Regions from separate parts of the Homo sapiens genome. Here region 2 is linked to region 1. A link is an interaction called in ENCODE POLR2A ChIA-PET data of the cell type or tissue named here. Cell type or tissue: Panc1. All regions are shown on one strand.

Region 1 (2,500 bases):
GGCTCATTCCTTTAATCCCAGTGCTTTGAGAGGCTTAAGGTGGGAGGATTGCTTGAAGCTAGGATTTCGAGACCAGCCTGGGCAGCATAGTGAGACCCTGTCTCTACAAAATTTTTTTTTAAATTAGCCAGGTGTGGTGGTATATGCCTGTAGTTCCAGCTACTTGGGAGGCTGAGGTGAGAAGATCACTTAAGCCCAGGAATTCGAGGCTGCAGTGAGCCATCACTACATCACTGCATTCCAGCCTGAGTGACAGAGCAAGACCCTATCTCAAATAAACACCAGAAATAAACAAATTCATTTATCCAACAATATTTACACAAGGACTATTATATTCATTGTACTTCTAGCTCCTTTCATTGTGGCAGGAATTGAAGTAGGAGCTAGAAGTGCAATGATTATAACAGTCCTTGCCTGTTTGTGGTGGTAGGGGAGCCAACAAACCTGGTGACAATAAAATAAATTACTAGACAGAGTCTGGTGATAGAGCCTAAAACAGGAGCGTGGTCTGAGGAGGCTGAAGGACAAACCAGTGCCATCCAGGAGAAAACCATTCAGCCAGAGAGAAGAGCCCATGTTAAGGTTTAGGGTGGCAGCTTTAGGAAAACAGAAGGCTCAGTGATGGTGCTGTGAAATGAGGCCAGAGAGATGCACAGAGGCCAGGTCATGGAACACCCTAAAAATCACTTCCAGGTTGTTGGTCTGCATCTTAAAGAGCAAAGGGAATGCAATTGAATGGTTTTAAATAAGATAGTGACACAATGCCATTTTTGTTTTAAGATCAAGCTGGTTGTTATGTGGAGAACAGGCTTGAGGAAGGCAAGAGTAAAGGCAGAGAGGCCTATTAAGAAGACATTGTTGGCTGGGCATGGTGGCTTATGTATGTATAATCCCAGCACTTTGGGAGGTGGAGGCGAGAGGATCGCCTGAGCCCAGGAGTTCGAGACCAGCCTGGGCAACATAGTGGAACCCCATCTCTACAAAAAATAAAGGTAAAAAACCAGCCAGGTGTGATGGTGCATGCCTGTGGTCCCAACTACTTGGGAAGCTGAGGCAAGAGGATCTCTTGAGTCCAAGAGGTTGAGGCTGCAGTGAACTGTGTTCACACCACAGAACTATAGCCTGGGGCAACATAACAAGACCTTGTCTCAAAAAAAAAAAAAAAAAAAAAAAAAGATTGTTATAGTCCAAGTGAGAGATGACATTGAGAAGTTGTGCTAAGTATGGGTACTGTGTGTTCCATACACCTAACACTCCTTCTTCCAACCTTCAGGCCCCAGGGAAACACTTTCCCACATATCTTGCCCTACATCCTCAAAACAAAAAATCATGTATTTTACATAGAGTAAAATGCTCACATGTAAGTGCCTAGTTTGAGGAGCTTGCACAAGTGTATACACCTCTGTAACCACCACCCATTCAAGCATGGGTAGAGACCATTTCCATCATTTCCACCACATGACTGTGTCTAAAGTTCTGTGGGTTGTGCTGCTGTTCACACCAGAAACAGCCACTGCTCTCGAGTAAGGAAAGCAAGTGAGTGGCAGAAGCTCTTGGGTAAGAAAAGCACACATCAATTAATCCTGTGAAGTCTTTTCTCTCACATAACATGAATGCCTAATGGGGTATCATTTTCCAGAAAAGCATTGTCCATTTTCTTGCTTCTTTTTGTGTTCCGATTTGTAGTTTTGGAGGAATTCAGGAATGGCTTACTATTTGCAATAGTTGCATGTGGCAGCTCATTAATATTAAACAATATTAAACAACTCATACTACTCTAATATTGTAGTGTAGGTAGGTCTAGTTGTAGACCTACATATACATGATATTGATTCTTTATGGACTTAGCTACTGTGTTAAGGAATGATGAAAATTATTATATGAGTGGTAGTGATTTATATGATGAAATAAAAATAGAATGTATTATACGTATTTACCATTTTATAAATCTATTTTAACATATAAATATAGTTTGTATTGTGTAATTATGTGTTCCTATATTTGACCATAATATATAAAATTCATGCTACTTTTAAAATCTAATGTTACTTTAAGATTTTTATTGACAATCCCTGTTGCTACTGCCTTAGCAGAGCAAACTTTTTCCAAATTGAAATCAATGCCAAAAAAAAACCTCTAAAACTTACAGTGTCCCAATAAAGGTTATTTTGTTTTTGACCTTATTGTCCAAAACTTATGAAATATATAATTATTGATGAACCATATATTCCCTTTTACTCATATATTCCTGTCCATGAGCCATTCCTTTCCATGACATCCATTAAATTCAGTCATCTTTGATATTTTGCTTACTTTCAATAAAAAGTACCATAGAAGTTGGTGCAAGGTGGAAGACTAGAAGGTCCCACCAATTGTCCTCCCTGCAGGAACAAGAAATTCAACAACTATCTACACAAAAAACCACCTTCACTAGAACCAAAAATCAGGTGAGCACTCAAAATACCTGGTTTTACTTCATATCATGGAAAGAGACACTGAA
Region 2 (2,500 bases), 270 kb before region 1:
CTCCTGACCTCGTGATCCACCCGCCTTGGCCTCCCAAAGTGCTGGGATTACAGGCGTGAGCCACCATGCCCGGCCTAAGCTCATGCAGATTTTACCCTGTCCATCTGTCTTTCAAAGTTTTTCTCCTTGAGGAAGCTCTTTAATTTTCTTTCCATTTTTTTTTTTTTTTTTTTCGTTTGAGACTGGGTTTTGCTATGTTGCCCAGGCTGAATTCCTTGGCTCACGTGATCATCCCACCTCAGCCTCCCCAGTAGCTGTAGCTGGGACTACAGGTGCGTGCCACCACACCCAACTTCCCTGGGGAAGCTTTCTGACCTCAATTAGTATCACTGTCTTTCCAACACAGCACTGAAAGTCTGTATGACACACCTTAGCACTTTTTTTTTGAAGTTGTACATATTAAGTCATAGAACTGATTTTATAAGTCACACTCAGAAATACTATGGTCCTTTGCTAGTCATCTGTTGACTCATGTTGTCCTCTGTGCAAGAATTGTATTCCAAACAAACAAAAAATGTGTATTTTGTGGCAGAAACTGATGTTCTGCATGAATTTCCCTCTGCATTTAGCTCAGGGTTGTATAAATAGTGTTTTATGAGTACTTGCCAGGCAAGTAGTGGTAACAAGTGCTTTTTTCTTGAAAATGTTTAGTGCTCATGAACAGCAGACTAGGGATGGTTTCGATTATAAACATCTTACTAATGGCAGGTAATGAACATGTAATGACCTACTCCTTTGCATTTGGTGATGCTGCTGTTAGCAAGAAGGAGAATACATTTTTAAACAGTATTTTAAATTTGAGGATCTTCTTGCCATCTTTAAAACAGTGATCAGAAATGTAATACTTTGTACCTCTTTAGAGTTTACAAGGGTTTAAATAACGCATGGTCTGTTTGGTCCTCTGAACACCTTATGAGGTGTGGAGAGATCTTTTCTCCCATATTATGGTGTAGAATCTGAGGCTCAGAAGTTAAGAGACTTGCCCAAGGTAATCAAGAACGCATTTAGTAGATTTGAGACTCTTAATATAATCAATTGCTTTTTACCCATTATGTGCTAAGCACTATGCTGAATGCTTCACATTTATCATCTCTAATTCTCATTTTAGTTCTGCATTGTAGGTATTATCACCATTTTACAACTTAGGTACAGATACTTGCCCATGGTCACACATAAAAGTTAAAGCTAAAACACACCCAGATCCTCGATTTTTAATTCTAACTCATTTTTTCTTTGTATTTTTTTATAAGCCCAATTATGTGGTTTCATAAACTCCAGCAGTTCTGTTGAGAGGGTGAACTGAGGCACATTAAGGAGTGTCCATGAGAATTCACTCCCCATTTCTCCCCAACCCTCCCAGCTTAGGCAACCACTAATCTAATCTCTATAGATTTGCCTAATCTGGACATTAAATATAGATGGAACTATATAATATGTGGTCTTTTGTGACTGGCTTCTTTTCTCTTAAAATAAAATTATCAGGGTTCATCCATATTGTAGCACGTATCAAATACTTCATTTCTCTATATGGTTGAATAATGTGACATTGTATGGCTATACCACAGTTTTTAATCCATTCATCGCTTGATGGACATTTGGGTTGTTTCCACTTTTTGTCTATTATGAATAATACTTCTTTGAACATTTGTGTGCAACTTTTTGTGTGGATATAGGCTTTTATTATTTGTCTTGGGTACACAGCTGGGAGTGGAACTGATCGATCATATGGTAACTATATTTAACCTTTTGAGGAACTGACAGACCGTTTTCCAAAGCAGGTGCACCCTTTTACATTCGCACTTGCAGTGTATGCGTGTTCCAGTTTCTCAGTATCCTTGTCAGCACTTGTTATTTTCTCTCTTTTTGATTATAGCCATCCTAGTGTGTATGAAGTGATATCTGATTGTGGTTTTGATTTTCATTTTCCTAATGACTGCTGATATTGAGTTTCTTTTCATGTGCTTATTGTCCACTTATATATCTTCTTTGGAGAAATGTTTGTTAGATACGTTGCCCATTTTTTACTTGGGTTATTTGATTTTATTACTGAATTTTAAGAGTTCTATATATATTCTAGATACAGATCCCTAATTTGCAAATACTTTCTCCCATTCCATGGGTTGTCTTTTCACTTTCTTGATGGCATTCTTAGAAGTATAGACGTTTTTAATTTTGATGAAATTCAATTTATTTTTCTTTTTGTCCCTTGTACTTTTGGTATTATATCTAAGAAGTCTTTGCCTAAAAGTCATGAAGATTTATACCTATGTTTTCTTCTAAGAATTTTCTTGTTTTAGCTCTTACATTTAGGCCTATGTTCCATTTTGAGTTAATGTTTGTGTATGATATCAGGAATGGAACCAACTTCATTCTTTTGCATGTAGATACCCAATAAACAGCCTGTCCCAGCTCCATTTATTGAAAAGGCTCCTTTTTCCCCATTTAATTGTCTTGGCACCTTTGCTGAAAATCAATTGACTATAAATGTTAGATTTTATTT

What was found. Peaks named below come from ENCODE experiments on the same cell type or tissue, not always from the same donor. Only the 100,000 strongest peaks of a DNase experiment are listed, where the experiment ranks them.
Region 2: POLR2A ChIA-PET joins it to region 1 with 12 read pairs; 5 of 35 experiments call an interaction of 5 or more read pairs at or near these places.

What each region holds. Positions count from the first base shown.
Region 1 is chr11:74,507,932-74,510,431 of GRCh38, forward strand. LOC124902712 (a long non-coding RNA gene) reads left to right here. Exons shown (of 2, transcript XR_007062776.1): 2 at 781-2,178. Among named protein-coding and RNA genes, the nearest start is that of LIPT2, 15 kb to the left of the region's middle. In Panc1, no CTCF peak of the experiment used is centred here; no DNase peak of the experiment used is centred here.
Region 2 is chr11:74,239,805-74,242,304 of GRCh38, forward strand. The region is part of intron 9 of PPME1 (protein phosphatase methylesterase 1); the gene reads left to right. Among named protein-coding and RNA genes, the nearest start is that of PPME1, 70 kb to the left of the region's middle. In Panc1, no CTCF peak of the experiment used is centred here; no DNase peak of the experiment used is centred here.